Regions from separate parts of the Homo sapiens genome. Here region 1 is linked to region 2. A link is an interaction called in ENCODE POLR2A ChIA-PET data of the cell type or tissue named here. Cell type or tissue: GM12878. All regions are shown on one strand. Links, peaks and the distances in the headings refer to the core of each region. The heading gives the core; the rest is flanking DNA. Region 1 has its middle 210 kb from the start of TPBG. Region 2 overlaps DOP1A (DOP1 leucine zipper like protein A).

Region 1 (16,486 bases), core at 5,140-13,139, 520 kb after region 2:
GTCATTGCTTGTATGCACTGTGAGCTGGCACAGCAAGGAAATACCTGCATATGGGTATATACTAATCTGATTATATACACATATCTATAAATATTTCTATATTTTACCAACCATATAAATATTAAGCTAAACATGATTTCATATTGATGTCTCCAACTCTAATCTGTTACCCCATGGATTGTTCCAGACTTCTCCCCTTGCTTATCTATGACCTTCCATTTCACCAGTGAGAAATCTGGCTTTTACCACCTGACATCTACTTAGGTAATTGTTATATTCCACATATACTGATTTTAGAATTACTAACTTATATCCCTGTGGGAAATAACTTTATCAACTATAGAACAGTGCTTAGGTATAGTTCCTTCTGCCTTTTGTCTTATAGACACACTCATTTCCAAAATCACCTAAGTTAGTACCTTTTTCCTTGTTGATGAGGTTATTTCATAGCTTTGTAACAAAATTAGATTTTTTTTTGGCAGGGGGTCACAGTCTATATTCCATACTGGGATCCTTCAACCTTTAAATGATTTCTGTTAAATTTGCATATAATAAGGTTCACACTTTATACTCTAAAATTCTATGGGTTTTCTCAAATGCATTGTGTCATGTATCCACCATTAAATATCATAAAGAATAGTTTTACTGTCCTAAAATATCCCATGTGCTTTAATTATTTCACTTTGTCCTAATCCACCCCTTCCTGAATCCCTGGAAACCAGTAATCTGTTTACCATCTGTATAGTTTTCCCCTTTTCAGAATGTCATATAAATGGAAAGATACAGACTGGCCTTTTCAGGCTGGCTTCTTTCTCTCAGTAATATACATTTAAGATTCATCCATGTCTTCACATGGTTTGATGGCTTATGCCTTTTTATTGCTGAATAGTATTCCTTTATATGGATATACCACAGTTTGTTTATCTATTCACTTGTTGAAGAACATCTTGGCTGCTTCCCATTTGGGGTATTATAAATAAAGCTGCTGTAAACAGTCTTATTTAGTCCAGTGTGGTTTAGGTGTCAGTTGCGGGTATGGGATGGGAGCTCTTCTCCATAAGATCTTCCAAGGACTCAGGTCAATAATTTACACATTGAAAATATGTGTATCTCTCAAGTTTTCTCTGGTGTTGACATACAACTAGCAGCTAGGGAGAGGACATGAAATAGTGCCATAGATTTTGTGGGCAAGTTCTGGATATGGTATATGCTTCAATTATGCCTACATTCCTTTGGTTAGGACTCAGTTGAATGACCGTGTTAACTGTGATGGCAGCTGGACTCTATGCACAGGAAGAAAAGAAAATAAGTTTGGTAAACACATAACATTTTCTCTGCCATGTCACCCCCATTTGGTCACCAAATATCTGTTTTACTCTTCCTTCCATGCATAAAACACACTGACATCCTCCTCAAGCTACACAATTCAAAGTCCTATAGCTACCGCATTCAGCTCAAAGTCTAGGATCTCAGACTGATGTGGAGGTCAAGATGTGGCACTTCATGGTGTGGTGACTTTTGAACTCTAAAGATACCACACAATGATGGAGCAAGGGGAGGAAAGTCACAATAAACACTATGAGAAGAATGGAAGACATAGCAGTCACTGGTGCAGAGCAGTGAGGGAATCCTGTAGGTCAGGCATTGTGAAGTTTCTCTGCCTTGGAAATGAGAGAAGTTTCTGATTAGCTCCTGTTTAGACTTGATTCTGCTCTCTGGTAGGAACTCCGTGGCCCCTGGATCCATTCTCTAGGAGGTTCTTTCTTTTTTCCCCCTCTTCCTTGGCCACATCTGCAATAGCATTTGGTATGCCCTTGTTGGAAGCTATAGAGCTCTCTGCATGTGGAAGATTGAAGGTTCAAGAATTATTTGTAAGTCACAGTTAGAAATGTGCTAAGTCCATGCTCCTAGCTTATTTGGTCATATAATGCTCTTAAAACCTTAGTTGGCTACTGATCCAATTTTCTAGTTATTCCACATGCCAGTAACCTACCATAAATTCTTTATTGGATATGATTCTCAAATTTATTTTATTTATTGGCTTCCTCTCTATCCTTGCCAGTCCTATTTCTCCCAACTAATGGTAGATATTTTGAGGCTATTATTCTTGAAAGAGAAGGCCACATTCTTAATTTCATTTTGTTGCAAAACTGGGTTTTAAAGGTTTCTCTGACTCAATAGCTGTCTCAACTCAAATCCTTAAATCTTAAAATTAAGATGTAGAAGCAGTTGGTTTTCCAACTCTGGCCAAATTTTTAGAAACTGGCCAATTCTCTATCAAGAACATCTTTTTCTTGCACTCCCATGCCACTTTCAGCCAAGGCAACCAACACACCCTTATTCATTCATTTGATTTCCAAACAATTCATTCAGAATGGCCACTTCAGTAGAGACATGGTCTGTTTTCCAAGTTACTGCCATTTTCCAAATGTTTTGCCACAGTATATCATTGATTACCATCCTCCTGGCACCTGATATTAGTTTCTTTGCTAATGTCACATATTTTAGATTTGTGTTACAGCAGCTCCCTGCATCAAAGGTATCGATTCCTGTATTTGGCAGGATAATTATCACTGCTTTTGGTTTTCAACAAAAATCTCCAAATAAAAATGTCAGTGAGTTAACCCATTAACAGTATATTAATTGCTCCTGCCACATTACAATATGGTCTGCAGGGGGAATTGCTTCACATAGCTATTTAGAAAACCAAATTGACAGACACCTCTCCATCTTTAGTCTGTGTCTCACAAGGCCATCTTGCATATAAATATCCAGCAAACAGATGGGAGGAGAGACCTCATTACTTCTGCCTATGTTCTACTGGCCAATAAACTATGTGGTTCTATTTAATTGCAAGGCAGAGAAAGAAGTGTGGTCTAGCTCCAAGAGGAAAAGGAAATAGGTTTGGTTAACAGGGAGCATTGATTTTGCCATAATGTCCTTGAATTTCTGTCATCTTATCAATAAAACAGGGCCATTAATAACTTTCCTCATTGGGTGTTGTGTATGAATGCTTTAATTTATGTGAGCATTATTTAAGTTCTAGATGTGTTTTCATATTTCAGAAATGGGGATAATCATACTTACATTCTGCATTATCTCTCTCCCTTCTTCTTCCTCACCCCTGCCTTTCTTTATAAGAAGTAACTTCAGCCGTGTTCTTCAAATTAGTGAAGTTAGAACTTAATGATCTTTTATTGTACGTCATATGATCAGTGGAATGGTAGCTGATTATAACTCAGTATTTGAATTTGGTTTTGTCTCTCTCTATGTCTTTCTCTCATTCTTCAGCTATACTTATTTTTTCTTTTTCTGTAGCAATACTTATTCCAAAAAGCTTGTTAATTTCCATCAAACTAACTGGGTTCCATGTGTTCTTTGTAGCCTTCTTATATAAGGATGCTAAAAACGAAGAAGGCCTTCCTGGTCTTGTTGTTAGATCCTTGGATTTTGTCCTCATCAAAAATCATGAGTCCTGGAACACAAACTATCTGTAATTGAATTCACCCAGACTTTTATTCATTTATAAGCCAAACACTGGAGATAATGATCATAACCAGATCATCACTCCAGATATGTCAGGCAGCTCCTGGTGACAGGCTGTGGGAAATTACTATCTTTTCCCAGGATAGGTATCAACATATCAAGCTTTTTAAACTAATACATCATGATAATCAGTGCTTTTAAAAATACTGAATGCTGCCTAATGAAGATACAGAAACACCAGAAATCCTCAGCAATTCTTCACCCTAATTGTCACACAACTGAAAGCCTGGGATCTCCCAACAGCTGGAAGTTGCTGCCATGGAAACAATGTTCCATTATCTAAGAGATTAAAAATTGAGACTATTAATGGACCTGACAGTAGTTTGCATGTTTCATTAGTAAAAAATGCCATTATTCTAGGGCTCCGGGGAATTAGATTTTTGAGTGATGTGTTTTATTCTCTATTAAAATGGTCCAGGCATAATTTGGATGGCATAACAGAAGAAAGAAAACAACAGAGGAGGAATTAGGACATTCTGGCAAATCAATGTTTTTCTTCTTCTTGACGTTCCTCTGCTGATTGATTGTTTAACTGGGAACAGGTGGAGGTTGGAGGATGGGCAGGAAATGAGAGAGCAGAGAATTTCAGATTCCATTCCTTTCCAGTACAGGCTCCTTCTGAATCCCAGGTCTCCCCTTTATTTGGGGAGCTAGGGTGTGCTAACTAGCACCCAGCATAATGTAGTGCAGCAGCATTTGGAAAACTGAAGGCCACAGCCCATTAGTAGAATAGGTAATAAATGGAATTCAGTGTGTCTCAAGCAGCATTTATTAAAAATGAAATGGAATCAAATAAAATGAAAAATACCGAAAGGTGTTCCATATTGTTTGGATAAGTATTATTTTTTAAAACTCCTTCTACTGGCTCACAATCTATAGTTACTTCCATTATGAATTGTGACCACAAACGTTTGGAAAAAATGACTACAGTGCATGGTTAAGAGGCCAGGCTATGAGGCTAGAATGTGAATTTCACTCCTGACTTTATCATCTGCTAGCTATATAAGCAAGTCACTTCACCTCTCTGTGCATTCATTTGCTTCTCTCTAATACAGGTATGATAATAGTAAAACCATAAGGTTTTCATGAAGAGTAAATAATTGAACTATGTGAAGCATTTGGAATATGTCTGGCACATAGAAAGTGCTCACATGACAGCTGTTGAAAATACCTCATTGATTACTTGAAGAAATTACATCTCTTGGTCACTGAACATGTCTATCTTTTCATATTTACATTTGTGAAATAAGGCTAATCCTCACCGTTGTTATAAATTACCCTGTTAGACCACATGATACATTGTATCGCCTAAATAGCTCTTAATATCATTTTGCAGCTTTTATTCCTGTCTCTTGATACCAGAATCATAATGGTGTTCTACAGTATCAGTAGGTCCTTAGAGAAATGCTATAAAGACAAATGCAAATATTACACATCTTTTTTTTCCTAAGAAAGAGTCTTTAGTCCAGTTTCTCCTTATATGCTGCATCTTGTCTGAATGGACCACTGGGGTACCATTTAGTGTGTGAAAACATTAATCCACTAAATGGTGCCTGAAAGGTTAATGCCACCTCTGGAAATGACTGACCTATTCCCAGAGGCCTGTCCTTGGCCTCTAAAAGATGGGATATTGCCCTGGACTGCCAATCAGCAGAGAGCAGCAAAAAGTCTTTGAAATAGACACATGGGCTCTGCTGGTATATGGCCCCTCTTGGGATCAGGCTGTATGTAGGGGTTGCCTTATTTCTTAAGAGTAAAAGGTGACCTAAATGATTCCCAATGTCCTATTTAACACACTGAAATATTTTTAAATATAATTTATTGAGAACAGGGTTATCCTGGCACTAAAAGGTGATGTTAGTATTGTGTTTGAACTTTTTACCCTCACCAAATCACCAGACGGGAGAATGATCTCAAAAGCACAATCACATTCTAATTTCCATAGGTGTTGCAGTTAAGTACAAATCAAGGGACATTCACAGAATGTTAGAGTTGGAAACAACATTACAGTCCAATCTTCTCCTCAGCCTCATTTTAAAAATAAGAGAACTGAGGCCCAGAGAGTTTGAAAGGGGAAGGGGGCTAGTGATAATCATAGCTGCCCTTCCCTGAGCACTACACTATTGTAACTGTACCAGGCAGGCACTGCACTGAAGGCTTTGTATTTGTGTGCTAACCGAATACCAACCATGGCTCTGTAATGTAGGAATTGTTTGTCCTATTGTCAAAAGGAGGAAACTGGGGCTTTGAAAAAGTGTTGAATATATTACCAAAGACAATGTAGGTATTGTGCTTTAAAACTGTCTAACTGCCTTACAATGTAAAGTTACTCCCTGTTATGAATCACAAATATAAATGTTCGAAAAACATGACTATAGTAATTATTCTAGCATCTTCATTTTAATGACTGATAATAGAGACCTTCAATCCATTGACCTCATTGAGTTTTTTACTCTCCATCACCTAACCACCTGTATCCTCACTTCATTCCTAAGATTCTAAGCTTGCTTTCTTTTTTCCTTCTTTTTCTAAAATCACTGTCTTACAAAAGCCTCTCCCCTTGCATCTCATCCCTTCACTGTGTTCACCTGGGGAAACTCCAAGGTTGGTTAAACCCAGCGTTCTGCCTGCCCCACACCTGTATTGGAGCAGCCGTCTATCATCTCACACAGCTGCTTCACCAACTAGTTCTACTGATCTTCCTCCAATAAATAGAATTTGTCCCCTTCTCTTTCTCTCCACTGCTACCACTGTCATCTCTTGCCTAAACTGTGGTGGTCTTTAAGCAACCTCCCTGCTTCCACTCCTCCTCCCTACACTCTTAGAGCTGCCAGAACAGTCTCTTAAACAAGTATTCAGATTATGGCCTCTGTGTGCCTCAGACCCTCCGGTGGTTTGCCACTTATCATGGAACAAAACCCAAGGCCCGCCATCATTAAGCCCCTGCCTGCTTTTGGACCTAAGCTCAAATCATTCTCCCTGTGGCTCACCATGTCCTCGTCCCACTGGCCTTCTTTCCGTTTCTTGGACACTGTGACCTTGCTCCTACCTCACAGCCTTTGCACTTGCTCTTTCCTCTACCTTATCAGCTCTTTCTCCGGACCATCCCATAACTGGCTGCTTTTTACTATTCAAGTCTCTGCTCAGATCTCACCTGCTTTAAGAAGGCTTCCTGGATATTCAGTGTGAGGGGCCTGTTACATCGTAAAGAGTTCAAACAGCTCCCCACGGAAGCACAGAGAGGGCAGAGCAAGGCTTTTTCATTCCTGCTCCTATGTTATTTTTAAGTATTTATTAATTTAAAACATAAGAAACTTAGTCCAGATCTTTCAGATTATCACTTTGATCAAGATTATAAAATCCCAGCAGAACAAATGGCAGAATTTTCTTTGGTGAATTCTCAGGGTTGTATCCTCTGCTGCTAGTTGCTCCCTGGAGTCCTAAGATTAGGCCTGCTCTCAGCTGGCTCCCCACTCACAGACAGACAGGCAGCTTTGAGGCCAGCTGTACAAACATGGGTAAATACTGCTCCAGTGCTGTGTGGAGGAGAAACTTCATGCCCCGCTGGTATATCTGCATTTTTTATCTTCACAAAATCAACTCATGTCATAATGACCGATTGTGCACTTGATGTTCATGTGTACATAACCAAAAACAAATGCGGCCTTTTATTGAAAGTATGCTCTGTGTTGGGTGATTTTACCTATATTATTCCTAAGTTCAGAGAAGTAGAAAAACATATTTAAGTTCCCATCTGAGTGATGCCAGGGCCTGTGTTCTTCCTAGAACATCGTGTTGTCTTTCAAATAATATATGATCTGGTGAGTTGCCCTGAAGGTATAATTTTCAATTAATGCTTTCAGTCTCTCCATTCCACCCCTTTCTTCAGTCTTAGGATCCCTGACATAACCAGCCCAAGGCTTCTACCTGTTTCTTATCTGGCCAATATCTAAACTTCGTGAAGGTATTATTTGATATGGACCACTCTAAAGAGGTTGAAGAGAAGTCAGGTTATTATTTTATTAGGGCAATAACAATCATACTGAGAAGGGAAAAGAGAATGAGACAGATTTTATGAGGGTCTCACCATGAAGTCCCTCAAATGGTACCACATAAATAGCCACTGTGTTCTATTTATGTGCTAACTCCTTTTCAGATGATATACCCATGTCCATGTCCAAATTCTAATATATCCACTTGTACCTGATCCTGGAACAGTGTTTCTCATGCAAAGTAACCAGCCCAAGTAAGAATTAACTCTGATCTTAGTTTCATTAACACAGATTCTAACTAGTAGAACTAGCTATTTCAGACCTAATATCAGGAAACACTTTTGATAATGTATATTTAGTAGCTGTTAAACATCTGAATGAATATCTTCTTATATGATTTCTTAGATTTTTTGAGCACAAAAATTATTTAAGAACTAAATAGGAGAAATCATGACTATTGTTTTTTTTCCTGACTGTTTAATGACACTGTACTGGCTTGCCACTGGTCATGTTTTCTGAAAAGCTACTTTCCATGTCTTTTGGACAATAATCATTACCCATTACTAGTTTCTTGGCATGGTTTTTATTTGCTAGGGAAGCTATTCAGAAGCTCCCACACCCTGCTTGTGACCCAGAGAGTAAGATAATACCAACATCTCTGCAGTGCGCATTACCAAAACAGCAATCTGGCAGCATTGATTAGTAGGAAGGATAAAGTGGCATTTTAAAATTCTGTTCTGAATGTTAGAATTCTTTCATTTTAAAATATTTTTTAACCTCTTTAAAAAAAATCAGGGTGTAAAACCTCTAATAAATTCTATGGTGGAGTTTGTGCCAGGATAAATATGAAACATAGCTAAAACAAAATCAAATGCTAAAGCAATCAAAAGTGGGCAGAAAAGAAAATGTAAGTAGTTTTATCTTCCAACTTCAAGTTGCTTAAATTATCTTGATGACTCTTTACCTTTGATTTGATGATGGATCTGAGTATGTTTTATTTTCTGTGTTATTTACCTATTGTCCCTCGGCTCCATATCTGCCATTCTCTATTTGTTTTGTGCAACTGGGACTGGTAGTCTGAAATCTACATTTCCCAGGCTCCCTTGCCAGCTGCCTTCCCATTAGGTTTTTTTTAGTGGGAGACACTGGTGGGAGACCCTGGTGGGAGACCCTGGTGGGAGACCAGAAGGCAGAAAGAAGAAAGATTTCCGTTTCTGGCTCCCACTCCATGGCAGGGACTAACAGTTGCTGGTACTTTCTGAGAGTGGCAGAAGGGTGATGGTAGTTTCCCCAGCAGCACATCCTTGCAAGTAGTCCAGTCCTGGCAACAGACCAGGGTATTTTCGGCCCCAGTCACAGTGGTTTCAGTACTGACAGTGTCAGCGTCTTCAGCGGCAAGGCAGCAGGTGCAACCCAGTGGGCACCAGCTGAGGGCACATCAGCAGCTTCCTGATCTCCAGATACCCCCACTCCTTCCTTTTCCCCTTCTAACCCTGTCAATACCTTTGTGGGGAATCCTCTCTATTTGAAATACGTAGCATGGGTTCTGTTTTCCTGCCTGGATTCTGACTGATACATTTATAAACTACTCCAACATCCAATACAACTCCAAAGTATTAGCACATTGATTTTGAACTTTAAAGGCTCAAGGGTCTTACATTTTGTTTCTCATTTTCAGCTACTGAGTGTTTTACTTAAATATTTAAGTAGAAAATACTAATGAAAATTAATAATAATAATGGCTGACTTTATCAATCATTTACTATGTGCTAAGTGTTGTTCTAAGCCCGTATATTTTATTTTAGTCCTCACAACCCTATTAGATATGTACTATTTTTTAATCTCGTTTGACCCTGGGAAAAGTAAAGGACAGAGAAGTCCATTGGATTGCCAAGGTTTACTGCCACCCAGTGAAGAAAGCCAAAATTTGACCCAGGACTGCCTGGCTCTGTAACCTGAAATCTTAATTGTTATGGAATATTGCCTCCAGTCACCCTGTGTTCTAACTGAATGCACTTATAGATCATGAAATCTTTGGCTGAACCACAGTCTTTTATGAGAGGCTTTGCAGATGTGCTTCCTGAGATCACTTCAGGAGTTGAGTAATTCTTTAAGTAAATAAAGAGTGTAACATTAAGTCACTTATAGATTGTTAGCTACATGAAGCCAGAAATAATTTCCTGCCTTGTTCATTACTCTATCTTCAACACCTAGCAAATTTCTGACACATTTGAAGCTCTAATAATATATTTGCACAATACATGTTTATATAATAGATGTTTACACAAATAATAAGTCATACATCTAAATAAATTGTACTTACAACAAACAATAAATCAGTGAATTGAAGCCTGCATGGACTTGGATGAGCTTAACATTTCATGGCCACAAAACTGTTTTAATTGCTAAATACTTTTACTTGAAAAGACATCTAGGTAACAGAAAGGCAAAAAAAAAAAAAAAAAAAAAAAAAAAGGCTTAAGGTTCTTTTTCTCAGCCAGAACACATTACAGTCTAAAATTTTCCTAAAGGCAAAAATATGGCCCAAGAACATCAGGAATGAAAAGTGGGAAATTACTTTATCATTAAAGTATCATTACTTCATCATTAAAAACTATTTAATGATGTCTCATAAGTCCATAGGAAGTATATAAAGAAATAAAGAAGATGAAATAATACTAAGATATAAGAAAGCATGGCATGTCTTTAGAAAGAGGCAACAAAGAACAAACTTGACCCCCATGTATCTCCTTTGGAAGGAAAATGTACTATGTTGAGAGCAAGCAGACACAATGAAGGCTTGAGCCTTTGCATGTTAGGTTCAGTGATATCATGAAACAAGAGGAAGGATACCTTTGGGGAAGTCATTCACTGACATAACCTTGGCAGGGAGAGAAATGAATGAGATAGAAGCAAGACTCTCTAAATAGAGATCTTACTGAGTTGGCCATCCCAGGTCAAGCATTCAGGGTTTGTTCTGAGAATTTTGCGAATATAGGTCCTGGGTAAAGAAAGTTTGTGCAGTAGACTTCTGTGGAAAAAGTAGATAACTGTATTTGATCTATGGTTGAAAGTAAAGGGATTATTTTAAATTACTGTAAGAAGAATATGATCCATCAAGACTGCAATCCAACTTCATCAAGTTGGAGGAAGTAGCATACTGAAAGTTGAGTCATTGGGATCAATCTACCTGAGATACAGGCAATAAGGGGGTACATTGTCTATAAAGAAGGTAAAAACAATAATAAAACCAATTAAGAGTTGGTCCATTTTTGTTATCAATGTGGCCCACAAGTCTAAATATTCTCAGTGGGAAAAATACTCTTCCCTGAAAAAAATATTTTGTTGGCTTAAGATTTAATAAGTAGAGAAATTACTGTTGTGTTTTAATTACATATATATATATGTACTTGAAATTAGCTCATTTTAAAAAACTTATTTTTTAATGAATATTGTATTTCATATGCAAGTTAATTAGAGAATTTCCATATGTGAAGTTGGCCCCTGACATGTGGGACTCAGCCACAATATATTTGTTTCAAGAGAAAGTTTGTAATAGTTTGGAATCATTGGAGCTTTCTTGGCCACAGTTTGTAACGTTACATATTCCTGTGTCAAAAATGTGGATTTTAAATAGGAATTGTAGGTATAATTAAATGGAGGTTGAGTTATTTTAATTCCATCATTTTATGTGACCACTTGGAGTTATTTATACTTAGAATTTTAAAATTAGTGGAAGCTAAGACTCAAAAAGAGAAATTATAATGTTAACTATTCATTGCTATAACAAACCAATACATAAGTACATTTTCCTTTTATTTTAAGTCAAGAACATTGAGAAAGTAATCCAATACTTTTTCTTTTTTAGTACTGTAACATTTATTTATGTATTTATTATATTATTATGTATATTAAGTTTAATAAAGAAAAATTTTCCTTGTATTTTTTCCAGGACATTATTTTAGTTTCATATGATAGTTCTTGCTGAAAATAATTTTGTCATACAGAGGAAGAGGTTACTGAAAAATGATCTTCTCTGAGTATCAAATATACTGGGCATGTCACTGGTTAGAAGTATGTGGATTGCTTGGCAAACGTCTCCAAATTGTTATTGCAGATGAAGCCCATCAGACCCTGGGTAATGGAAGTGCTCTTAATTATGTTCTCCCTCTGTGCTAGTTAACTAATTTCTTGATAGAGAGGAAGAGTAATGATGGTCTATTCTTTGGAACCAGCTCCATGTCTCATGAAAATCTTAATGTTTTATTCACTTAAGACATTTTGGTGACTGCTTTTATTTTTATTTATTTATTTATTTATTTATTTTTATAATTCTATGTTTAATATATTTAGAAGCCATCAAATTATTTTCCAAAGTGGCCAAATCTTGCCATAGAGTATCTAACTGTGGTTTTGATTTGTAGTTGCCTGATGAGTGATGCTATTGAGTATCTTTTTATGGGATTATTGACCGTTCGTGTATCTTCTTGGGAAACACATCTATTCCTATCATTTATCAGTTTTGAGTTGGGATATTTGTTACTGAGTTAAAACAGTTTTTCTATATTCAAGATACATATATATACAGACATATAGATACGTGTTTTTCAAATATCTTCTCACAATTTTTGAGCTGCCTTTTGACTTGCTTGGTTGTCCTTTGAAACACCAATGTCTTTAATTTTTAAGAAATTTTAAATATCTAATTTTTATTTTGTTGCTCATGTTTTTGGTGTTACAGCTATTTCTTTGCTAGATCCAAAATCCTGAAGATTTTCCCATATGCTTTATTCTAGCTCTTGCATGTGTGTCTTTAATTCATTGGAGTTAATATTTTTGTATGCTTTGGGGTAAGGGTTCGAATTTATTATTTTGCAAGTGGTGATCCACGTGTACGTTGTTGACCCAGTTTGTTCAAAGACTGTCTCTTCCTCATTGAATTGCACATGGCACCACTGTAAGAATCCATTGACTATAGACACATAGTTTTATATATGGACTCTCAATTCTCTTCCATCAATCTATATATTTTTCCTTCATCAGTATTGTGTTGTCTTGATTACTGATACTTTGCAGTAAGGTTTGGAGCATGGGGGTGTGAATTATCCTAATATGGTTTCTTTTTTCAAGATTATTTTGGCTATTTTGAGTCCCTTACAATTCCATGTGTATTTTAGAATCAGCTTGTCAGTTTCTAGACAGAAGTCGGTTGGGATACTTGCAGGGATTTCATCAAATCTGTAGTTCAAATTGTAAAGTACTACAATATTAAATCTTCCAATTCATGGCTGTAAGATGTTTGCTAATTATTTACATATTCTTTAAACAATAATTTTTAATTTTCAGAGTAAACTCTTGTATCACATTTTCCAAATTAATTATTATTTCTTTATTTGATGCTATTTTATTTTTTTATTTTTTATTTTTTATTATACTTTAAGTTTTAGGGTACATGTGCACATTGTGCAGGTTAGTTACATATGTATACATGTGCCATGCTGGTGCGCTGCACCCACTAACTCGTCATCTAGCATTAGGTATATCTCCCGATGCTATCCCTCCCCCCTCCCCCCACCCCACAACAGTCCCCAGAGTGTGATATTCCCCTTCCTGTGTTCATGTGATCTCATTGTTCAATTCCCACCTACGAGTGAGAATATGCAGTGTTTGGTTTTTTGTTCTTGCGATAGTTTACTGAGAATGATGATTTCCAATTTCATCCATGTCCCTACAAAGGACATGAACTCATCATTTTTTATGGCTGCATAGTATTCCATGGTGTATATATGCCACATTTTCTTAATCCAGTCTATCATTGTTGGACATTTGGGTTGGTTCCAAGTCTTTGCTATTGTGAATAATGCCACAATAAACATACGTGTGCATGTGTCTTTATAGCAGCATGATTTATAGTCCTTTGGATATATACCCAATAATGGGATAGCTGGGTCAAATGGTATTTCCAGTTCTAGATCCCTGAGGAATCGCCACACTGACTTCCACAATGGTTGAACTAGTTTACAGTCCCACCAACAGTGTAAAAGTGTTCCTATTTCTCCACATCCTCTCCAGCACCTGTTGTTTCCTGACTTTTTAATGATTGCCATTCTAACTGGTGTGAGATGGTATCTCATTGTGGTTTTGATTTGCATTTCTCTGATGGCCAGTGATGATGAGCATTTTTTCATGTGTTTTTTGGCTGCATAAATGTCTTCTTTTGAGAAGTGTCTGTTCATGTCCTTCACCCACTTTTTGATGGGGTTGTTTGTTTTTTTCTTGTAAATTTGTTTGAGTTCATTGTAGATTCTGGATATTAGCCCTTTGTCAGATGAGTAGGGTGCGAAAATTTTCTCCCATTTTGTAGGTTGCCTGTTCACTCTGATGGTAGTTTCTTTTGCTGTGCAGAAGCTCTTTAGTTTAATGAGATCCCATTTGTCAATTTTGACTTTTGTTGCCATTGCTTTTGGTGTTTTAGACATGAAGTCCTTGCCCATGCCTATGTCCTGAATGGCCTAGGTTTTCTTCTAGGGTCTTTATGGTTTTAGGTCTAATGTTTAAGTCTTTAATCCATCTTGAATTGATTTTTGTATAAGGTGTAAGGAAGGGATCCAGTTTCAGCTTTCTACATATGGCTAGCCAGTTTTCCCAGCACCATTTATTAAATAGGGAATACTTTCCCCATTGCTTGTTTTTCTCAGGTTTATCAAAGATCACATAGTTGTAGATATGCAGCATTATTTCTGAGGGCTCTGTTCTGTTCCATTGATCTATATCTCTGTTTTGGTACCAGTACCATGCTGTTTTGGTTACTGTAGCCTTGTAGTATAGTTTGAAGTCAGGTAGTGTGATGCCTCCAGCTTTGTTCTTTTGGCTTAGGACTGACTTGGCGGTGCGGGCTCTTTTTTGGTTCCATATGAACTTTAAAGTAATTTTTTCCAATTCTGTGAAGAAAGTCATTGGTAGCTTGATGGGGATGGCATTGAATCTCTAAATTACCTTGGGCAGTATGGCCATTTTCACGATATTGATTCTTCCAACCCATGAGCATGGAATGTTCTTCCATTTGTTTGTATCCTCTTTTATTTCCTTGAGCAGTGGTTTGTAGTTCTCCTTGAAGAAGTCCTTCACATCCCTTGTAAGTAGGATTCCTAGGTATTTTATTCTCTTTGAAACAATTGTGAATGGGAGTTCACTCATGATTTGGCTCTCTGTTGGTCTGTTGTTGGTGTATAAGAATGCTTGTGATTTTTGTACATTGATTTTGTATCCTGAGACTTTGCTGAAGTTGCTTATCAGCTTAAGGAGATTTTGGGCTGAGACAATGGGGTTTTCTAGATATACAATCATGTTGTCTGCAAACAGGGACAATTTGACTTCCTCTTTTCCTAATTGAATACCCTTTATTTCCTTCTCCTGCCTAATTGCCCTGGCCAGAACTTCCAACACTATGTTGAATAGGAGTGGTGAGAGAGGGCATCCCTGTCTTGTGCCAGTTTTCAAAGAGAATGCTTCCAGTTTTTGCCCATCCAGTATGATATTGGCTGTGGGTTTGTCATAGATAGCTCTTATTATTTTGAGATACGTCCCATCAATACCTAATTTATTGAGAGTTTTTAGCATGAAGGATTGTTGAATTTTGTCAAAGGCTTTTTCTGCATCTATTGAGATAATCATGTGGTTTTTGTCTTTGGCTCTGTTTATATGCTGGATTACATTTATTGATTTGTGTATATTGAACCAGCCTTGTATCCCAGGGATGAAGCCCACTTGATCATGGTGGATAAGCTTTTTGATGTGCTGCAGGATTTGTTTTGCCAGTATTTTATTGAGGATTTTTGCATCAATGTTCATCAAGGATATTGGTCTAAAATTCTCTTTTTTTGTTGTGTCTCTGCCTGTCTTTGGTATCAGAATGATGCTGGCCTCATAAAATGAGTTAGGGAGGATTCCCTCTTTTTCTATTTATTGGAATAGTTTCAGAAGGAATGGTACCAGTTCCTCCTTGTACCTCTGGTAGAATTCGGCTGTGAATCCATCTGGTCCTGGACTCTTTTTCGTTGGTAAGCTATTGATTATTGCCACAATTTCAGCTCCTGTTATTGGTCTATTCAGAGATTCAACTTCTCCCTGGTTTAGTCTTGGGAGAGTGTATGTGTCGAGGAATTTATCCATTTCTTCTAGATTTTCTAGTTTATTTGCGTAGAGGTGTCTGTAGTATTCTCTGATGGTAGTTTGTATTTCTGTGGGATCGGTGGTGACATCCCCTTTATCATTTTTTATTGTGTCTATTTGATTCTTCTCTCTTTTTTTCTTTATTAGTCTTGCTAGCAGTCTATCAATTTTGTTGATCCTTTCAAAAAACCAGCTCCTGGATTCATTAATTTTTTGAAGGGTTTTTTGTGTCCCTATTTCCTTCAGTTCTGCTCTGATTTTAGTTATTTCTTGCCTTCTGCTAGCTTTTGAATGTGTTTGCTCTTGCTTTTCTATTTCTTTTAATTGTGATGTTAGGGTGTCAATTTTGGATCTTTCCTGCTTTCCCTTGTGGGCATTTAGTGCTATAAATTTCCCTCTACACACTGCTTTGAATGCGTCCCAGAGACTCTGGTATATTTTGTCTTTGTTCTCATTGGTTTCAAAGAACATCTTTATGTCTGCCTTCATTTCGTTATGTACCCAGTAGTCATTCAGGAGCAGGTTGTTCAGTTTCCATGTAGTTGAGCGGTTTTGAGTGAGATTCTTAATCCTGAGTTCTAGTTTGATTGCACTGTGGTCTGAGAGATAGTTTGTTATAATTTCTGTTCTTTTACATTTGCTGAGGAGAGCTTTACTTCCCAGTATGTGGTCAATTTTGGAATAGGTGTGGTGTGGTGCTGAAAAAAATGTATATTCTGTTGATTTGGGGTGGAGAGTTCTGTAGATGTCTATTAGGTCCGCTTGGTGCAGAGCTG
Region 2 (16,486 bases), core at 4,603-12,602:
AAAAATAGCACTACCAAGAGTAATCTAAGGTTCATTTATGTTTTTGCATTCTTACTTCAAGATTTCGAGAAATCTAACAAGTACAAACACAGATTTCTAATTTTTACTCCTTTTATGAAATGGATAATACAGACATACCTTATTAAGTTTTCCAAGTGCTGATATCAAATCTGCCCATTCACTGGAGTATTCAAAATTCTTTAGTGCTTTGTCAATTGCTGCTACATAGTTTCTGTATTTGGAGTCACTCAATAACTCCAGCTCTTCTGTGTTCATCCTCCCACAACTTCCCACTAGAGACCAGTTCCAAACTCATGTAAAGTCATTACCTACAAAAGAGTTTGCAGGAGGAACCAAGGTTACAAAGTATTAAAACGGGTTCATATGATCTTACTACAAAGGTAATGACTAACTTGAAAATGTTCCTTACTGTTAGCAGTGGTTGAAACTCTCCTCAGCTAGTGTTCAGGGTCATGGAAGTATTCAAAGACAGCCTGAAAGATAACTACTTGTGTGTTCCTTCCTAGGAATTGGAAAAATGACTGTGAAAATTTAGTAAGTAAAAGCATAGAAAATTTTCTTATACTTATTTCAATTTAGAATCATGTTATTTCTCTGTCATATTTGTTTATGTAACATTTCTGATATATATATGCTCCTCTACTTTGTTTTGATCCTAAAATACATTAAGTCTGGTTAGATTGGAAGAATCAAGAACACAGGGGAAGAAAGAAAAACAAATAAATGATTCGGAGATCATTTTATTAAGTAATAAGTGGGCATCTAGTATGAAGGCCCATTAGCTGTTTGGAATTAGACTTTACTTTGAATAAAACTGACAAGAACATGTGGTGGTTTAAAGTATGCCCACAGCTGAGTACAGTGGCTCACACCTGTAATCCCAGCTACTTGGGAGGCTTGAGGATGGAGTATGGCCTAAGATCAAGGTTTCAAGACCAGCATTGGCAACACAGTGAGATCCTGTCTCTAAAAAAAATAAAAATTAGCCAGGCATGGTGGCACCTGTAGTCCCAGCTACTCAAGAGGCTGAAGTGAGAGGATAGCTTGAGTCCAAGAGTTCAAGGCTGCAATGAAATATGACTGGGTGATAGAGCAAGACTCTGCCTCTATTAAAGCAAAAAAACAAATCCACAAATTCTTTGTTATTTCTTTGAAAAAGTGGTTCCCAATCCCCCAGCACCTTAGGGTCAACTTTGTGACTCATTTCTCATGAAAAGAATAGGGTAGAAGAGACAATGTGTAACGGCCAACAGGTCATAAATGCACTTTGGTTTCCTCTTTACTCTCTTATCATTAGTTCTGGGGGGAGCTAGCTGCCACATCATGAAGACACTTTCAAGGAGCCCTATGGAGAAGGCAGGTCTCGTGACAAGGAGCTGAAGCTTTCTATACAGCCATGTGAGTAAGCCACCTTAGAAGCAGATCCTCCATCCTCAGCCAAGCCTTAATTTGACTGTGGCCCCAACTGGCATCCTGACTATAACTTCATGAGTTACCCGAAGCCAGGAATACATGAGCTAAGTCTCTCAAATTCGAGACCTACAGAAGATTTTGTTATAGGCCACTGAGTTCAGGGGTCATTTGTTACACAGCAATACGTAATCTAGGGTAATAGGAATAATTGAATTAAGGTTCTACTTAAAAACCAATGTGGCTCCCCTTTAATTTTTCTGGTATCCTAACTGACTTCTAACTAACTTGGTACCTTTCTCTAGAGCTGGATGCACGGACCTACAGGAAGGTCTAAGAGTGGGCCTTAGGGGATGCTAACACAATTCAACCAAGGTAAGAATAGTCTTTCCAACAAGTAGTTTGGGATAACTGAATATCCCATGTGCAAAAGAACAAAGTTGACTCCTTCACATCTACACAAAAGTTACTTTAAAATAGATCAGAGATCTAAATGTAACAGTTAGAACTATAAAACCCTCAGAAAAAAATATAGGATTAAATCTTTGTGACCTGTGGCTAGGCAAAGTCTTCTTAGAAATAAAACTGAAAGCCAGGCACGGTGGCTCACGCCTGTAATCCTAGCACTTTAGGAGGCCGAGGTAGGCGGATCGCTTGAGGTCAGGAGTTCAAGACCAGGCTGACCAACATGGTGAAACCTCGTCTCTACTAAAAATACAAAAATCAGCCAGGTGTGGTGGCTCATGCCTGTAATCTCAGTTACTCGGGAGGCTGAGGCAGGACTATCACTTGAACCCGGCAGTCCGAGGCTGCAGTGAGCCAAGATCACGCCGCTGCACCCCAGCCTGGGCAACAGAGTGAGATTCCATCTCAAAAAAATAAACAAAATAAAATAAAATTAAAAACCAAAAACACAAGCAACAAAAGAAAAAATAAATTGGACTTCATCAGAAGTAAAACTTTCGTGTTGCAAAGGATAACATTAAGAAAGTGAAAAGACAACTGACAGAATAGGAGAAAATATATCCTCCATATATCTGATGAGACTTAAACTAGATAATAAAAAACTCTTCCAAGCCAATAATAAAAAGACAAATAATTCCAAAGTGGGCAACAGATGTGAATGGACATTTCTAAAAGGAAAATGTACAAATGGTCAATAAGTACGTAAAATGACACTCCACATAATTAATCATCAGGGAAACAAATCAAAACCACAATATTTCATGACTACTAGGATGGTTACAATAAAAAAGATAGACAATAAGCGTGTTATGTAGAAACTGGAACCCTCATACACTGCTGGAGGAACATAAATTGGCGTAGCTCCTCTGGAAAACAGTCTGGTAGTAGTTCTCCAAGGTTCAACATAGAATTACTATAAGCCATAAATTCCACTCCTACGTATGGTGTAGACACAAGAGAAATGAAAATATATGTACACTCAAAAACTTGTGTGAATGCTCATAGATGCATTATTCATAATAGCCAAAAGAAGAAATAACCCAAATATTCATCAACTGACACACAAATAACTAAAATACCATGGAATATTATTTGGTCATAAAAAAGAATGAAATAGTGATACAAACTATAACACGCATGAACCTTGAAAACATTGTAAGTGAAAGAAGCCATTGACATAAGACCACATAGTATATGATTCCATTTATATGAAATGACAGGAATAGAAAAATCTATAGAGACAAAGTAAATTAGTGGTTGATTAGAGTGGGGGGAGAAGAGGAAAAGAGGAATTGGTGGGAAATGGACAATGAACTCAAAATGAATATAGGGTTTCTTTTTGGGGTGACAAAAATGTTTTAAAATTGATTGTAGAGATGGTTTCACAATTCTGAATATACTGAATATCATATTTTATATATATATTTTTTGTTTGTTTGTTTTTGAGACGGAGTCTCACTCTGTCACCCAGGTTGGAGTGCTGGAGTGCAGTGGCGCCATCTCGGCTCACTGCAATCTCCGCCTCCTGGGCTCAAGCGATTCTCCTGCTTCAGCCTCCCGAGCAGCTGGGATTACAGGCACCTGGCACCATGCCTGGCTAATTTTTGTATTTTTAGTAGAGATGGGGTTTCACCACGCTGGCCAGGCTGGTCTCGAACTCCTGACCTCGTCATCTGCCTGCGCTGGCCTCCCAAAGTGCTGGCATTACAGGCGTGAGCCACTGTGCCCAGCCCATATTACATACTTTAAATAGGTGAACTGCATACTCAAAATATATGAATCACCTTAAATTACATGTGAAATTTACATGTCTTACATTTTATTGGGGAGAGTCTACTTCTTTCATAATATTCTCAAACAATAGTTTTTTAACAAAAAGGTTAAAAACCACTAGAGAATATAGCCAATGAGTAAAATCTGTTTGTACTGAAAAAAGCTACAAATCCATTGATTTATAAAATCAAAATTTCCTTGGTTAAGGTTGTGCCAAAGAGAGGCTATACGAGTTTCCCAATTCTCTACTTCAATTATTTTATCCACAAAAATGAAAACAAGTCCCAAAGCCTATCTTTGGAGAGAGTAGTCACCTTAAATGTGATTTCATTTGACATGAAATGATTTTGCTTCAGCATACCATGTGCCAAGCACTATGTTTGGGTGCTGACTAGAGAGAACATCCCTGACCTCATGATACTTTCATTCCCAATTGGGACAGTGAGAGTAGAGAACAAAATAAGATAGTTTATTTTTCTCTTTAAAACTTGATATTTGATGCTAAGGGACTTAAAATAATATAAAGTTTATGTGGGGAGGAAAACACAGTCATACAGTACTTCTTCCCCACCCCATCCACATTTTCACTGTCTGTGGGGTTTCAGTTAACCTCAACCAACCACAGTCTGGAAATATTACATGAAAAATTCCAGAAATAAACAATTCGTAAGTTTTAAATTGCATAACATTCTGAGTAACATGACAAAATCTCTCGCAGAACAAAGTGAACCCTCCCTTTGTGCAGTGTATCCATGCTATAGATGATAACTGCTCATTAATCACTTAGTAGCTGTGTGGGTTATAGACTGACTGTTGTGGTAGCACAGTGCTTGTGCCCTTATTTTACTTAATAATAGCTGTAAAGTGCAAGAAAGAGTACTATGCCTAATTTGTAAATTAAACTTTATCACTGGTATATATGTATAGAAAAAAAAACAGAATTTAGAGTTTGGTACTATCTGCAGTTTCAGGCATCCATTAGGGGGGTCTTAAAACATATCCCTGGTGAATATGGTGGGGGGGGGGGGAGGGACACTACTGTCCCTTCATGCTTTGGACTCAGAGCAGCAAATCAAACATAAAGCAGTATTTTGAAGTACTCTGAAGAACTCACAATAAATATGAACTTAAATATGTGAATCAAAATAATCTTAACCTTGCACATCAAATTAATTTTTGTTTTATATAAGGATTTGCTATGCAATTTTCCTACCAGGAAAGTTCTTTGAGAGCAGGAACTATGTTTTATACATGTCTCTATGCTGGACAACACATAACTTACAATAGTGAGGCTACAGTTGGACTCATGATCAAAGTGTTTAAACATAATAAAGACTGGTAATAAATTAAAAATGATACAAGCTATTTCATTATCAATCCATGGTTTCTAAAACTTTTAAATACTAGATTTAACCATAAACACACACACACAGCATACACACAAAGCAATACCTGTATGTATGTCAGATACAAAAGACTAGCACACTAAAACAAGTAAGGCCATAAACTCTGATAGCTAATAAAACAGTTAAATACCAACAGTGACATATATGGAATGAAGGTTAGAGTGAACACAACCTAAAACATTTCTAGTTCTGTTTCTCAGAAATCAGAAGGATAGCAAAACCAAATTAAACTCAGGGAAAATATCAACTTGACTGGATTTTCTGAAAGCACATAAAATTCGTATAAAATAACTAAAATCCAATCAATGAATTTAAGAATGTGGTAGACAGAGTAAAACACACGCATAAATTTTATCAGCAGGAACATTTTTTTTCCTTCCTTAGCAAGATTTCCAGAATAAGATATAAAATAGCATTCATTTTGAAGACATATAATATTCAGTGCATGAGGAAGATTAACCTGCCAAGCAATTTAGTAGTAATTTCTATTAATGAAAATAGGGGTCATTTATCAGCCTAATAATTTTTAAGCAATATTATCTCAACATACACATCCTTCAGATAATCTTATTTGCTATAAAAAAGTCAATTAATAATGACCAGCTATGTCTGTAAGGCTTATAACTCTTGTATGCATCTACAGCTAAAAAGTTTGGTCAGGTAATTAATTTGAACTTTCTTACTTTTTTTTAGGCAATAAATTCCTAAATATTTAAATATGATTAAAAAGACTTCATATAGCTTGTTTGTTTGATATATGTTTATATCAAACATATAAAACAAAATATTAAAAGCAAAATCTTAAATTGCTGAAAAATGAGAAGAGACATTTTGCAGAAGTTTCATCAGCAGAGCTGCAGTATTACTTTTCATGTGAAAAGATGGTTGATATGGTTTGGCTGTGTCCCCACCCAAATCTCATCTTGAATTCCCATGTGCTGTGGGAGGGACCTGGTGGGAGGTAACTGGATCATGGGGGCAGGTCTTTCCCATGGTATCCTCATGGTGGTGGGTGAGATCTGATGGTATTATAAGGGAGAGTTTTCCTGTACAAGCTTTTTTTTTTTTTTAATTTTTTTCCTTTGCCTGCTGCCATCCATTAAGATGTGACTTGCTCCTCCTTGCCTTCCCCATGATTGTGAGGCTTCCCCAGCCATATGGAACTGTAAGTCCGATTAAACTTCTTTCTTCTGTAAACTGCCCAGTCTCAGGTATGTCTTTATCAGCAGCATGAAAACTAATACAATAGTCAAATCCTAGGACTAAAAATTTAGTTGTAATTCCACAATGACTTTAATGCAAATAAAATTGTCATTATATATCAGAAAAGAAGTGTAAAGATACACCATTTTAAGCCTTTCATCCAATATATACATACAAATTGCAGTTCTCAGTCATTTTCCCCCATATTTTGTTTTATAATGGCTTAGGTCAATACTTCTCAAACTATCTGTAGTGAAAGATCAGTATTTCCACCAAATCCATCACTGACCAATACTTTTCTAAAATATAAAATCATGTGCTTTAGTTGTTGCAGTAATATTAAATTGCTATAAAAGTTTCTAAATGTTTACTTTTATCTCTGTGCTTATTTCACCATGTCTCTTAACAAAGTTTGTGAATAACACACTTTAAACACCACTGACTTAGATCATAATGCAAATATAACGTATCCCCATAGTGTATCAAACTTTATACCATGCCTCTTCTCCAGAATAAACACAAAATAAATAGACATACTTAATAACAGAGTAGTGTTTCACAGAAACCCCAGGCGATGAAAAGACAGGCAGTAGACGGTAGGGCCTCCAAGAACAGGGGTTAAAGTCAAGATGACCTAAATCTAAATCCTAGCTCTAATACTTACTTAGCAGCTGTATGACCTTGGGCAACATGCTTAATTTTGTCAAACCAGTTTTCCTTATCCATTAAATGAGATGAAAACACTTATACTTGAATGGCTGTCAAAATTAAATAAGTAACATACTAAAGTTATCAGAGTGCTCAGCACATAGAAAATGCTCAAGAAACAGTTGTCGTCATTATTTCCTACGAAATCAAAACAACACTGGGAAGCAAGTATGTTAATTAAGAGGGGTAGTAAGTTATAATTAAGCATCAGATGTGGCTCTGAATTTCTTGGCAGCAAACTGGAAAACTGAGGACTCACTAACCTATCTTGAATTGTCTTGTGAATATTAGTTAAAATGTAGTATTATTGCCAAACATGTTTTATGGCTTTGTTAAACTGTATATATTTAATACACATATTTGATGAGTTCTGACTAGTGCGTGCACCCATAAAACCATCACCACAATCAAGATTCTTCACTACAGTTAAGATACAGAACATTTCCATCATCTTAAACGTTATATCAAACATTTACATCATCTCTGTCAAATGAGCTGTTTTGTTTGAAATTAACTCCCTCCTCTCAATAACCTGCAACTTTCCAGGAGATACAATAACAAACTATTTATTTAATATAACCAGGAAACTTAAAAAAATAAAAATAAAAATTCTAGCTTGTTTAAAGTGATGCAAGTAAATCAAAGTTGCATTTGTAATCTTTCTTCTAGGGGCTGTTAATCGTAGTTTCTCTGACTTGATCTTTAGTCCACTGGACAATTTAGTTGCAATACTTTCAAAGTTACAACTCAGATAAATTGGACCTGAATTGTCATGAAACATAATTTAGTGTCATGTTTTGTCTCACAAATATAACATATATCAATTATAAAAATAAAGCAAAAAAGCTGTTTATGAAAAAAGATAAAAGCTGTAGATTTCTCTGGGCAAGTTATGCCCTATGAAAAAATTAGTAGGTAGTACAGATTTGTTTTTACACTTTATAGCATAAAAAGCTAAAATTTAAATAAGAAATGAAATATTGTATCATACCATCTCAATTTTTAAAAGTTCTGTTTAAATGGTGATAAAAAGTGAGTAGACCTCACTTCAGAATAACAACACAAAGATACTTTGGCTAGTTTGCTTATCACTAGCTGCATTTTCTCTTTCTCTCCTTCCTTTGCCACAAAAGGCAGGGGGAGGGCTGAAAAGAGAAAAGATTCATTATTACTCAATTCCAAAGATGTATCTGGGGACTAAGTGTTTCTAGCACATCCCAAGAATATAAATTAATGAATTATTGTAAGCACCATGCAATGGGGCAAAAAACCCTGCTGTTGTTTTTGAAAGAGAACATCGGAAAAAAAGCTATATAAGTAGATGCTCTTTCCAAACTTTTCTAACTAATGAAAAATTACCATTCAGTAATTGTTACCATCTAACAGATGTAACCATTAATAATCTATTTCATTTTGGTCAACAGTTCTAGGTTCCAATGTTGGCACTGTCACTAAATAATCTTCAGGAATCATTTATTTAGTCAATTCATAAAGCCAGTCACTCCTGAAAGCTGGAAACTTCCCTTGAGTGTTAAAAATATGGATGAAGGCCGGGCATGGTGGCTCACACCTGTAATCCCAGCATTTTGGGAGGTTGAGGCGGGCAGATCACGAGGTCAGGAGATCAAGGCCATCCTGGCCAACATGGTGAAACCCGTCTCTACTAGAAACACAAAAATTAGCTGGGTGTGGTGGTGCATGCCTGTAATCCCAGCTACTGGGGAGGGTGATGCAGGAGAATCGCTTGAACCTCAGAGTTGGAGGTTGCAGTGAGCTGAGATCGCGCCACTGCACTCCAGCCTGGGGACAGAGTGAGACTCCATCTCAAAAAAAAAAAAAAAAAAAAAAGATGGAAGACAACACTTACTAGGTATTTTACAAATAGGTTATTGTCACTCATTATAAACCTGATGCTCTGTACTTCCCTAATCTGATCCAATCTCCCATGCCCTTACTGTTGTCTCAAACTTTCAAATGGTATACACTCTAGGAAACTTCAGATATGTGCTCAACAGATCATCAGCCTTTCCTCTGCATGTCCTGTCACCTTCTAGTCTTAATTATGCCATTCCTTTGCTTAAAACCCATCAATGGTTGGCCGGGTGCGGTGGCTCACACCTGTAATCCCAACACTTTGGGAGACCGAGAGGGGTAGATCATGAGGTCAGGATATCGAGACCATCCTGGCTAACACGGTGAAACCCGTCTCTACTAAAAAAATACAAAAGGTTAGCCGGGCATGGCGGCAGGCGCCTGTAGTCCCAACTACTCGGGAGGCTGAGGCAGGAGAATGGCATGAACCTGGGAGGCGGAGCTTGCAGTGAGCTGAGATCGCGCCACTGCACTCCAGCCCGGGCAACAAAGCAAGACTTCATCTCAAAAAAAACCAAAACAAACAAACAAACAAACAAAAAAACAAACATCAATGGTTTTCCCCAAAGCTTGTCCTGTCGCCTTCTAGTCTTAATTATTCTCTGAGGACAAGACCTCTTCTAACCTTACAGTGTACTTACTAAATACCAGGAACTATTCAAGTGCTTCGTGTATTTTAATTAATTTAATCCCAGTTGATCCTTTGCAGTAGGCACTATTACTCACATTTACAAGTAAGGAAACTGAAGGATAGAAATGATATGCAATACAGCTAGTAAATGGGAGAGGTAGGGATTTAAACACAAGCAATTTGGCTTTAGAGTCCTAACTCCTAGTCATTACTCTTCACTTTCACGGAGGCTGTTTTCCTTCTCATACCCATCCTACCTTGGGGTAAAGAGTGTGGAATCTTCCTCTTTATACTCATCTGACAAAACTCCAATCCTGGTTAAACTCAACTACATGTTTTTTTTTGTTTTCAGCCTGAAAATGAGCAACTAAACATTGGAGAAAAAAATCATACAATCAGGTTGACTTAAATTGAGAAGCACAAACTTCAAACAGGTACTCAACACTATCCTAACCCACTGTTTCCTTAGTAAATTTAAGTTCTTGACACAACTATTTCATACCTTCTCTTCTCAAAATCCTAATACTGTCTTCCCTCCATCATTGCTAAAGATCTAGTTTCAAACTTAAGAAAATGGAAGCAAAAAGAATATTCTTACCTTCCCTCCAACAAATCTGTAACCTATCTTCACCTATACCCATATTCTCTACTTTTCTTTCCATTATGAAGGACAAAGGACCTTCCTCCCAGTAAAGGCCTCCCTCTTGCTGTGTTCTGAATCTGGTCTCCTCTTGCCTTCCCAAGGACTATTAGCTCAGGCTCCTTCAATACTATCAGTTTCTTTTCCTGTCTACAGCCTAAAGTCTACCCCCCGAATCTCTCATGGTCTAAAACTAAAACTAAAACTAAAACTAAAATTAAAACCCATAGCCTTTCCTTGACCCCCACAGGCTCTCTGGCTGCCAACCCATTTCTTTATTCTCTCATAGCAAAACCTGAAAGATTTCTCTATATTTGCTATTTTTTCCTTATCTTTTATTCACTCTTCAGACTCCGTGAAATGCCTATGGGACTGTCCCTCCAGGAAAAAAACCCGTATAAAAATCACCCATAATGTGCTTTAACCAAAGCCAAAGGTCACTTCTGTAGCCCCTCATTTTATTCAACTCAGCAGTATTCAATACCTTGTTTTTGGCTTCCGGGACTCTTCCCTCTCAAGGTTTGTTATCTCTTAGCCTCTTTTTTTCAGTTTATGTTGGCTTCTCTTTTCTATTCAATTTTAAATGCTGAGGTACAGCTGAGTCTTGAAAAACATGCAATTTGAGTTGCATGGGTCCGTTTCTTCGTGGATTTTCTTCCACTTCTACTACCTACCCAAGACAGCAAGACCAACCTCTCTTCTTTCTCCTCCTCTTCCTCTGCCCACTCACAGTGAAGACAATGAGGTTCATGAAGATCTTTGTGATGATCCACTTCCACTTAATGAACAGTACATATATTTTCTCTTATGGTTTTCTTACTATTTTCTTTTCTCTAGCTTATTTCATTATAAGAATACAGCATATTATACATATAACCTACAAATGTGTTAATCAACCATTTATGTTACCAGTAAGGCTTCCAGTCTATAGTAGGCTATTAGTAAAGTTTTTGGGGAGTCAAAAATTATACGTGGATTTTCGATTCATGGGTCAGCCTTACTTCAAGGTTCAATCAGGAACCCTCCTCTCTTCTTTCCCTTTAGGTTATCTCCTATAGTCCTATAGCTCCAATAGCATCTGTTAACTGATGTGTCCTAAATCTATACCTGCCACTTTTCCTCTTCTATTATTCTAACCAGTTATAGCCCACTCCAGCACACCACTGATTCCTGCTTCTATTCTTGAGAGTCTGCATAATTCATCCTCCACAGAGAAGCCAGAGACACATTATGTCATTCCTTTGCCTAAAACCTGTCAATGGCGATAGAGCGAGACTCTGTCTCAAAATAACATAACATAACATAACATAACATAACATAACATAACATAACATAACATAACATAAAATACCGCAAAAAACCCATCAATGGTTTTCCTCAAAGCTTGTCCTGGTCACCTTCTAGTCTTAATTATTCTCTAAGGATAAGACCTCTTCTGATACAGCAGAAACAGCAACATCTTAGCTATACCCTAAATACAAATATTCCAATACAAAGCTTAGAATAATATCCAAACTCAAATACACCAATTTTTTTTGCATTCTAGGCATTTTGTTCTTGCTATTCTCTACATTTAAAATCTCTTTGGTCAACTCTATGTGACAGATTTCTTCCCGTCCTCCAGTAATATCAAACCCTACCAAAAGTTCTTTCTGATCAGTCTAAGTAGCCTGCCTGGGGCCAAACTCTTACCACATACCCTATAACATCACATTATTTCCTTATTAGCATTTGTTACACTTTGAAATTTTCCTATTTATTTGCTTGTTTCCTGTCTATCATCTCTCAATGGGATGCAAATACTATGAAGTCAATAGCCTTATCTTAGTTGTTCATACCTGCATCGGCAGTCCCATAATAGTGGCTGATAAACAGTAGGGCCTCAAATATAATCTGAATAAATGAACTAATCTATCAACGACAATATAGTTAAACCATTTTCGTTTGTTTTTTCTGAGAAAAGCTTTGTAGAAGAAAAATAAAAAGCAGAACTACAGTTCTATTTCTTAACTAGTATAGTCACACTTGACCTTACTCTCCTCAAATACAGAATACATTCACATGGCTATTAAGTGCTTTAAAAAACAGATTGCCTAAGAACATTTATAAAAATGTGTACATTCCAGTTACACTTTTAAAAAACTGGCTCAGTTTAATCTGTATTAAACATAACTATCTAAATGTGAAGGAAGTCATTCCAGCCCTGTGAAAGGAGATTTAAAAAATCCTATTTAGGCTGGGTGCAGTGGCTCATGCTTGTAATCCCAGCACTTTGGGAGGCCAAGGCAGGCAGATCACTTGAGGCCAGGAGTTCGAGACCAGCCTGGCCAACATGGTGAAACCATCTCTACTAAAAAAAAAAAAAAATACAAAAATTAGCCAGGTGTGGTGGTGCGTGCCTGTAATCCCAGCCTCTTGGGTGGCTGAGGCACAAGAATCGCTTGAACCCAGGAGGTAGAGGCTGCAGTGAGCCAAAATGGTGCCACTGTACTCCAGCCTGGGCTACAAAGCAAGACTCTGTCTCAAAAAAAACAAAACAAAACAAAAAAAACAAACTACTTAGGTATGATACTCCCAGACGTCGAAGTCAAATCTTTTCAAATTAATTAGCTGCAAATCTCAAGCTGGAGAAAAATTTGGAAAAAGTTTTATTATACTTTATGTACTTATTTATAGTCATGCATTGCTTGATGGGAATATGTTCTGAGATGTGTTGTTGGGTGATTTAGTTATTGTGTGAACATTCATAGAACATGCTTAAACAGACATAATGGTAAACCCTACTACACATCCTGGCTATATGGTATAACCTATTGCTCCTAGGCTGCAAACCTGTACAGCATGTTATATATTGAATACTGTAGGTAACTGTAACACAACAGTAAGTATTTGTGTACCTAAAAATAGAAAAGTACAGTAAAATACAGTATTAAAACCTTACGGGACCACTGTTACATAGGTGGGCCATCATTGAAATGTTATACAGCATATGACTATTTATATTTTCACTTTAGGTCTCAGAAAAGCTATACGAATAAAAACCTAAGACACAAGAGGTTTAAAAGCCCATAGATCTGCCAAGGTGACAGTGAAGCTGATTTAACTTTACGATTTCTTTTTTTACCAAGTAAATATACACAAAATTATATACGTTATTAAAAATTGTCTCTGAATGCTATAAAATCAGATTCTTTCTCATTTCAAATTCTGTGATTTCTGGTACACATAGCAATATGAAAATATTAATTTTAGAAAATACAAAACATAAGCACCATTTATAACTTGGAATGAGCCATTAGCAGGTAGGTGGGATTCTACTTTAAGCTTCAAATGGCAAACAGCCATAATAATAAACACTTAAGCACATACCCTTGAGTTACAAAGGATCATCCTGTCTCCAAAGCATAGTAGCCAAATAAACATTGTCCACGTATTACTCAAGATGATGATAATAATCACAGTTGATACTGACTTACAAATTACTCTGTGCCAGGCACTATACTAAGCCCTTTCATGTGAATTATCTCATGTATCTTCACAATACATCCATGAGGTAGATATACACATGAATCCATGTTCATATAAGGCAATTAGTGTTCAAGGTGCCACAGAGAATAAAAGGAAGAACCAGGAAGAACTCTGGCAGACTGACTCCTGGAATTGGCCCTTAATCAGTATCTTTCTGAACTTTTTTTTTTTTTTTTAAACCACAAGTCTTAATTCTCCTGCATGACATATTCTACCTCTCCTCTCTCATTAACTTTTTTCAAAAAACTTTTCCGGCTATATAGATTTCTTTCTTAGAAATTGTACTTAAAAAAAAACTATAATAATGTAAATACATATGTTATTCTTCCTAGACCTTGAATGAAGCACAGGGACCAAAGCTCAACTCAAAATACCCCAAGTGGTTCACCACTCAATACTGATAGTGTTTAAAATATAAGGCAAAAATGATCATGATTCTGATACAGAAGTTTTTATTTTTGGTTGTTATCTATAAAAGAGTGGGTTTTTGGCCAGGCATGGTGGCTCATGCCTGTAATCCCAGCACTTCAGGAGGCTGAGGCGGGTGGATCACCTGAGGTCAGGAGTTTGAGACCAGCCTGGCCAACATGGTGAAATCCCATCTCTAATAAAAATACAAAAATTAGCTGGGCGTGGTGGCAGGCACCTGTAATCCCAGCTACTTGGGAGGCTGAGGCAGAAGAATTGCTTGAACCCAGGAGGCAGAGGGTGCAGTGAGTGGAGACCGCACCACTGCACTCCAGCCTGGGTGACAGAGCAAAACTCGGTCTCAAAAAAAAAAAAAAAGTGGGTTTAAAAAAGAGACATGTAGCTTATTTCAAATTGACAGATAAAATTGTATTATGTACAATATAATGTTTTGAAGTATATACACACTGTGTAATGGTTAAATGTAGCTAATTAACAAATGCATTGCCTCAAATAGTTGTCATTTTTGTGGTAAGAACACTTACTACTCTTTGTATTTTTCAAGAACATATCATCATTAACCATAGCCACTATGCTGTACAACAGATTCCTTGAACTTACTCCTCCTAACTATATATCCTTTGACTAACATTCTTCCATCCTGTCATTTCCTCAAACCACCCCAGCCGCTGGTAAGCACCATTCTATTCTCTACTTCTATGGGATATACTTTTTAGGTTTTACATATTGGGTGAGATCATGCAGCATTTATCTTTCTGTGCTTTGCTTATTTCACTTAACACAGTGTCCTCTAGGTTCATCCATGTTATTGCAAAGAACAGAATTTTGCTTTTTGATAGGTGAATAGCATTCCATCATGTATATAAACCATATTTTCTTTGCCCCTTCATCTGCTGATAGACCCCTAGGCTGATTCCATATCTTGGCTATGTGAATACTGCTGTTTATGTGCACTTCTCTCTTTGACATACTGATTTCATTTTCTTTGGATATATACTCAGTAGTGGGATTACAGAATCATATGGTAGTTCTATTTTTTTCATTTTTTGAGGCCCCTCCTTACTGTTTTCCATAATGGCTATACTAATTTACATTCCCACCAACAGTGTGTTCCCTTTTCTCCACATCCTCTCTAACACTTACCTTTTGTCTTTTTGATAACAGCAATTCTAACAGGAGTGAGATGATATCTCATTTTAGTTTTGATTTGCAGTTACCTGATGATTAGTGACGTTGAGCCTTTTTTCATATACCTGTTGGCCATTTATGTCTTCCTTTAGGAAATGTCTACTCAGGTCTTTTGCATATTTTAAAATCAAGTTGTTTACTTGCTATTGAGTTCCTTATATATTTTAGATATTAACCCCTTATCAGATGTATGGTGTGCAGATATTTTCTCCCATCCTGTAAGTAGGTTGTCTCTTTACTCTGCTAATTGTTTCCTTTGCTGTGCAGAAGCTTTTTAATTTCATATAACCCCATTTGTCTATTTTTGCTTTTGTTGCCTGTGCTTTTAAGATCATAGATACAAAATCATGGTGCAGATCAATGTCACATAGCTTTTCTTGTTTCTCCTAGTAGTTTCATAGTTTCAGGTCCTATTTTTTTTTATAACCCAAGATGATTTTTGTATATGGTGAGAGATAAGGGTCTAATTTTGTTCTGCAGTTTATCCAGTTTTCCCAACACGATTTACTGAAGAGAATGTCCTTGCCCCACTGTGTATTACTGTTGCCTTTGTCAAAAACCAGTTGGTTGTAGGGCTGGGCATGGTGGCTCACACCTGTAAACCCAGCACTTTGGGAGGTTGAGGTGGGTGGATCACTTGAGCCAGAAGTTGGAGACCAGCCTGGCCAACATGGTGAAACCTTGTCTCTATTAAAAATACAAAAATTAGCCGGGCATGGTGGTGCATGCCTGTAATCCCAGCTACTCAGGAGGATCGCTTGAACCTGGAGGCAGAGGCCACAGTGAGGTGAGATCACACCACTGCACCCCAGCCCGGGCAACAGAGTGAGACTCTGTCTCAAAAAACAAACGAACAAACCAACAGTTGTTTGTAAATGTGTGGAATTATTTCTGGGCTCTCTATTCTGTTCCATTAGTCAGTCTGTCTGTTCTTATGCCAGTTCCATGTTATTTTGGTTACAATAGCTTTGTAGTATATTATGAAGTCAGGTAGTAGAACACCTCCAGCTTTGTTTTTTTGCTCAAGATGGCTTTGGTTATTTGGGGTCTTTTGTGGTTCCACAAAATTTTAGGATTTTCTTTTTTCTATTTCTGTGAAGAATGTCATTGGTCTTTTGATAGGAATTGTATTGAATCTGTAGATTGTTTTGGGTGACACAGACATTATAAAACAGGGATTTTAATTCAATAAATGGCCGTGGTGAACCTATA

What was found. ChIA-PET counts read pairs that join two places held together with the same protein. Peaks named below come from ENCODE experiments on the same cell type or tissue, not always from the same donor. Only the 100,000 strongest peaks of a DNase experiment are listed, where the experiment ranks them.
Region 1: POLR2A ChIA-PET joins it to region 2 with 10 read pairs; 1 of 35 experiments calls an interaction of 5 or more read pairs at or near these places.

Annotation. Positions count from the first base shown.
Region 1 is chr6:82,560,891-82,577,376 of GRCh38, reverse strand. No RefSeq gene overlaps it. Among named protein-coding and RNA genes, the nearest start is that of TPBG, 210 kb to the right of the region's middle. In GM12878, for the core only: no CTCF peak of the experiment used is centred there; a DNase peak (open chromatin) is centred at 8,896.
Region 2 is chr6:83,080,768-83,097,253 of GRCh38, reverse strand. It overlaps DOP1A (DOP1 leucine zipper like protein A), which reads right to left. Exons shown (of 39, transcript NM_015018.4): 2 at 431-523; 3 at 139-329. The coding sequence starts at 276. Among named protein-coding and RNA genes, the nearest start is that of DOP1A, 21 kb to the right of the region's middle. RefSeq lists an enhancer at 10,261-10,410. In GM12878, for the core only: no CTCF peak of the experiment used is centred there; a DNase peak (open chromatin) is centred at 10,283; H3K4me3 peaks cover 1,877 bases; H3K27ac peaks cover 1,540 bases.